2 separate regions of the Mus musculus genome follow, and region 2 is linked to region 1. A link is a contact called in ENCODE POLR2A ChIA-PET data. All regions are on one chromosome and are shown on one strand. The core of a region is the stretch at or near the end of the contact, and the rest is flanking DNA. Distances in the headings are between cores, read along the strand shown.

Region 1 (2,900 bases), core at 319-2,818:
TGAGACAGGGGCATGGGACAGGGGCATGGTACTGGAAGGTATATGAGGACACTGGCAAAGGCACAGCTGGTAAGTCCGTACTGGTGACCCCCCCCCCCATATAATGGCTCTAATTATTCAGGAGTGGTCCAGCGTGGCACTGGCTTGGTCCCATTTGCCAGCAGGATCAGAATTCTAAAGAATCCTTTATTTCCTTATTGGACAGGGTCTCTTGTTTTGTTTTGTTTTGTTTTTCGAGACAGCGTTTCTCTGTATAGCCCTGGCTGTCCTGGAACTCTGTAGACCAGGCTGGCCTCGAACTCAGAAATCTGCCTGCCTCTGCCTCCGGAGTGCTGGGATTAAAGACGTGCGCCACCGCGCCTGGCTATTGTTTGTCTGTTTTTATATTTATTTTGAGCCAGGGTTTTACTATGTTGCCCAGGCTGGCCTTAGTTAGACTTAGCATCTTCATGTGATTGTCTCAGCCTCCTGAGTACCTGGGATTACAGACTCAGCCACCAGGCCCAACTTATTTCTTATCTAGAGACAGTAGTCTCAAAATTACCCAGGATGCACTTGAGCTCTGTGTACCTCATACTGGCCAGAAACTTAGCACACTCCAGCCGACTGGAGCAACTGGGAGGACAGGCTGTGTCACCAAACCAGCTGCTAACTGTACTTCACTCCTATTAAGGTGTATGGTCCTGACTAGCCAGTCCAAGGTAAGGTCAGGGTCATCACAGTGAGGTCCAGGAGCCCTGACTCCTTAAGGAGGAGCCTAGCTGTTTGTACAGCCTTGCCCAGTGTTTTTTAATTTTTAAGATAATATATATTTGTATATGATTGTGGGGGGGAGGCGTCGTCTGTGCCATAGCAGGAGGACAGAGGACAACTTACTGGTGTGGGTTCTCTCACTCCACGTTTTCATACCGGAGATAGAACTCCTGTTACCATGCTTAGCAGGAAACCCCTTTACCCACTGAACCATTTCGTCTGGCTCCACGACCCTGTTTTCTTTTTCTCTTTTTTCTTTCTCTTTCCTTTTTTTTGTCTGGCTCCACGACCCTGTTTTCTTTTTCTCTTTTTTCTTTCTCTTTCCTTTTTTTTTTTTTTTTGTTGTTGGTGGTGGTAGTGATGGTTTTGGTTTGTTTGTTTGTTTGTTTGTTTTTTGTTTGTTTCCAGACACAGTTTCTCAGTGTGGCCCTGGCTGTCCTGGAACTTGCTCTGTAGACCAGGCTAGCCTCAACAATCACCAGCCTGTACTTCTCCAAGGGCTGGGATTAAAGTTGTATGCCACTATGCTCTGGTTGTTCTGTTTTGTTTTGGTTTTGATAGGGTCTCGCTCTGTATCCCATGCTGGCCTGCAACTAGCTGCAGTACTCCTGCCTTAGCCTCCTTGGCGTGCACTTCTCAGTCAGGCTTCTCTTTGGATCCTAGCATCTTCTCTCGGACGGACCTAGTTTGAAACGTCTAGGAGCCAGAACACAGCCAAGTATCCGCCCCTATGCAAATAACCTACTTCCACCCAATCAGCTCTTGAGGGCGGGGCTGCGCGGGAAGGCATCTGCCACTGGGCCAGAGCTATGCTCAGTGCAGCAGAAGCATAGGCGCCTGGACCCTCACAGTGCGCAGCAGGTGTGGCCAGCAGGGACCAGACTCCCGGGACTCCTGAGGTGTGCGCGGGTCTCGGGGCGGGTGGGATGCAGAGAGCCGTGAGTGTGTGTGTGTGTGTGTGTGTGTGTGTGTGTGTGTGTGTGTGTGTGTGTGTGTGTGTGTGTGTGTGTATGCGTGTGTATGCGCGCGCTGTCTTTGGGTTAGGGGGCCTTGCTTTCAGGAGTGTTTGCTGAGTAGGGTTTCAACTAGCCTAGTCTGGAAGTTACTATGTAGCTCATCTAGCCTCAAACTCACAGCAGTTCTCCTGCCTCAGACTCCTGAGTGCTGAGATCACAAGCATGTGACCATTAAATTGTTGGAGGTTTCTTCTTTCTCTTGAGAAGAGGGGGTTTAAGACAGGTCTTGCTCTGTAGTCTAGGTTAGTCCAAAATTCACTATGTAGTTCCGGCATTCGTAGTTCAAACTCAAAGCAGCTCTCCACTCTCAGCCTTCCAAGGTCCAGGATCTCAAGGGTGTGACCACACTCCACTGTTGGAAGTTTCAGTTGGCAATTTTAGAGAGGGTTTCACTCTACAGTCCAGGTTGGCCTAGAAGTCTATGTAGCCATACCTGGTGCTTCATGCCTTTAATCCCAGTCAGGCAGATCTTTTCAGGCTAACCTGTTCTACATAGTGAGCCCTAAGTGAGGCTGTATCATGAGACCTTGGGGTTGGGAGGAGCTCTGTAGCTCAGGCTAAGCTAGAACTCATGGTAGTGGATCTTTGGTCTCCCAAGTGCCAAGATCACAGATGTGTACCCGTGGGTGGCTGTGTTTGTGGTTTTCTTTGTTTTAGGTAGAGGGGGGTTGAGAGGTTGAGACAGGGTCTTTGTGTGTAGTCCAAAATAGCCTTGAACTTTCATCAGTCCTCCTGCCTCCGTTTCCAAAATGTCGGATCACAGGTGTGTTCCTACTTGAGGCTGTATTTGAAGTTTTGGTGATGGTTGATTGTGATGGCACTATATCTGGATACTGGCTGGTTTTGTGTGTCAACTTGACACAGACTGGAGCTATCACAGAGAAAGGAGCTTCAGTTGGGGAAGTGTCTCCATGAGATCCAACTGTGGGGCATTTTCTCAATTAGTGATCAAGGGGAGAGGATTCATTGTGGATGGTGCCATCCCTGGCTGATAGTCTTGGGTTCTATACGAAAGCAAGCTGAGCAAGTCAGGGGAAGTAAGCCAGTAAAAAACATCCCTCCATAGCCTCTGCATCAGCTCCTGTATCCTGACCTGCTTTGGTGATGAACAGCAATTTGGAAGTGTAAGAT
Region 2 (3,172 bases), core at 350-2,849, 60 kb after region 1:
CCTTCCAGCTAAGCATTTCCGGATTCATCAGTCACGACTTGGGAGAAATGCCTGGGAATGGGGTGGAGTATGGTGGGGGCTCCCTTCCTCCACTAACTCAAGAGACAGAAACACCAGTAAGCAGCCTTTGACAGGAGCTGGCTCACAGACAAGGCTCAAGGGGGCCAGGCAGAGCCTGCTGCAGCGTTTGAGGGCTTCAGACTTCTGGTTGGTGAACTGGGATGCTCTGAGCATCAGGCTGAGGAGATTATTCTAAGTCCAGAAATGACTCAAAAGCTGTCCAGCCCTGAGATTTTTGTTTGTTATTGGTCTTTGAGACAGGGCCTCTGAGTAGCCCAGGCTGGACATGAACTCCAGATCCCCCTGCTGAGATGATAAGTGTGTACCCCCACACCTGGTTTCTCTGGTGCTAGGAATGGAACCCCCAACTTCAAACAAGCACTCTACCAACTCCACTCCCGTCTATGCACTGTTTGCTCATTAGTTTTCTTTCCTTTCTTTTTGTGAAACAAGGTCTTAAACAGACCAGGCTACTCAAATTCACTGTGTGTAGCCAAGGTAACCTTGAACTTCTGATCCTACCTCTACCTGTTCAGTGCACAGATGACTCATAACATCATGCTGTGTCAAGAAGTGATTTTATATGCATATACATATACATATTGTGGTGTGTGTGTGTGTGTGTGTGTGTGTGTGTGTATTTACGTGTGTGCCACAGAGCCCATGTAGAGATCAGAGGACAACTTTTGGCAGTTCCCAAAAACTCAGTTTGCTGAGCCATCTCACCTGACCTCAAGCACTCTTTATAAAAGTTCAAGGACAACCTGGGTTACAGTGCAAGACTTTGACTCCAAAACTAATCAATAAATAAATACAATAAAATGAAATGCTAGAAATAAATTTAAAAGCCCTGTTAAAGCAATAACAGACCAGGTGGTACCCCACACTTTTAATCCTGGCACTTGGGAGGCAGGGGCAGGGAGATCTCTGTGAGTTCCAGACCAGCTGGCTCTACACAGTGAAACACGGTTTCCAAAACCAAGCCACCACTCGCACTACACGGGGGACGAAAATAAAAAATTTAAAACCACAAGTTAGGTGGACTTTGCTTTGGGAGTGAAGCGATGGTTGCGCGACAGGGACGGGGAGAGGCACGCAGGTGCACGTGTGTAGCAGCCGCGTCCGGGTGGCACCCGAAGCTTGCACCCGAAGCGTCCACCCGGGTTCCAAAGGAAGGACACGCAGCGGGCTGAGGAAGATCAGGTCTGCGAGGCACGCATGTTGGGTGCGTAAGCGGCCACCTTGGCCTCACAGGGGTTGTCACTCTCAGGGCAGCTCGGTGTGAAATTAGGGTTCGGCCTGGCCGTGGGGACCCCGAGGACGCGCGAAACACAGGGTGTGTGAGGGGATCTGTCACCTCTCCACGCTCGCGACACTGCTGTCACAACGAAACGGCCCCATGCCGCGCTTCCTCCCAGCCCGGGCCGCGAGAACCCCGCCACCCCGCGTCGCCCCTTGGCGCCTGCACTCCTTGGGTCGCGCTCACCTGCCCGGACGCGTCGCCGCTGCTGCCGCTACTGCCTCAGCCGCCTCAGCCGCTGCAGCCCCGCCTCGCGCGGGCCCTAAGCTCGAGGCCGGGAGGGGCCCAGGCCCTGCCGCCATTGGTCACGCCCTGTCCAATCAGCGCTGGAGACGGCAAGAATTGGTAAGCATGGCACAGACGGGCATCCTTTTTAACCAATCGCTAAAGGAAGGGGCGAGGCTACATGGAGGGGCGGCCCTGGTTCTTCTGAGCGTTCTACACCGGGTACAAGGCGGAGAGGCCTGGTGGGGGGCGTTCAAGAATTGGAACCCGCAGAAAATGGGCAGAGCTTCCGGCCAATTGCCAAGGGGTATAGGCGGAGCTAAGAGGAAAGGCGGCTCTTGGTTTCTGAGAATTCGGGGCACAAGGAGACAGAAGCGAGGATTGGATTCTGCAGAAAACAAGCAACGCTTTGGGCCAATAACTGAAGGGAGGGGGCGGGGCCTGGAAACAGCCCTCTTAGCCAATCGCTGAAGAGCAAGGTCAGCGCTCTGAGTAAGCTGGCGCGCTGGGCAAGGGCGAAGCTCGAGGATCGGAGGGTGTAGCCCGGAGGGCAACGATGATTGACTGCGACACTAAAGATGTACAGGTCCTGGGACCAATCGCAGAAGCTGTAGGCGGTGCATCTTCCAGGGGTGGGCGCGCTAGGTACAGACCATAACTATCTTGTCTGCCCTGGATGATCTAGTATGTTCCGCGCAGACTCCTCAGGTTCCCATGGCGCTCAGAAGCTTTACTCTTTCCTGAATTTAGACTTTGACAGTTGAAACACTCTTGGTTAATTCTCAGCCCGTCCCTCCTTTACTGTTCCCCTGCCGATGATACAAAGGGCAGAAACTCAGATCACTCAGCCTTCCTCTGCTACTTGAGTTCATGTGCAAAACATGGGAAGCAAAAGTGCAATCCTGCTGACGTGATCTGACTTTCAGAAAGTGACGTCTCTGGGTCCAAGCTTTATCCTTTACGAGATCTTATGACATCCCTGTGTTTGTGGTAACTGGTGAATTAACCAAACAATAAATACAACCACATGTCAAAGGGAACACAGAGAGGTCAAGCTCTTTGACCAAGGTTACAGAGCACTTTAGCTGTTCAATTTGTATATTGAAGCTCTGAACCCCCTCAGAAAGGGTAGTAAGACAGTGGGGAACGGAGTGACCTGAGTTACTCAGTCTGCTCAAGCCTTGGACAGAGCAATCCTTAGGTTCAATCTTGCCTCCCTGACCCCTTTGTGGAAACAGAAGGAGCCAGCAAGATGGCTCAATGGGTAAATGTTAATCCTACAGATTCAAGGAGAAAGACCACCGACCCAAATCATGGCCAAGAAAATTAAAGCAAGCAATTAATTAAAGCAAGCTTGTGTACATGGGATGTCTCTTCCTAAAAACCAGACATCAATCAACATTGAAAGTGGGGAAAATACATTTGTTTTATTTGTTTTTGTTTTGAGACAGTGTCTCACTATGGAGCCCGGGTTGTCCTGGAACTCACTATGTAGACTAGACGTGCCTCAAAAACACAGTGATCTAACTGCCTCTGCCTCCCAATTGCAGGGATTCAAAGGAGAATGCCACTAGTTGGGTTAGAAGA

The links. ChIA-PET counts read pairs that join two places held with the same protein, here RNA polymerase II (POLR2A).
Region 2: POLR2A ChIA-PET joins it to region 1 with 12 read pairs in embryonic stem cell. The contact joins the promoter of Slc25a42 here to the promoter of Mef2b in region 1. POLR2A ChIA-PET finds 5 or more read pairs at or near these places in 4 of 5 experiments (Patski and embryonic stem cell).

What each region holds. Positions count from the first base shown.
Region 1 is chr8:70,151,193-70,154,092 of GRCm38, forward strand. It overlaps Mef2b (myocyte enhancer factor 2B), which reads left to right and starts at 1,569. Exons shown (of 9, transcript NM_001045484.2): 1 at 1,569-1,652. The region is part of intron 1 of Gm45929 (predicted gene, 45929); the gene reads left to right.
Region 2 is chr8:70,210,682-70,213,853 of GRCm38, forward strand. It overlaps Slc25a42 (solute carrier family 25, member 42), which reads right to left and starts at 1,600. Exons shown (of 8, transcript NM_001007570.2): 1 at 1,547-1,600.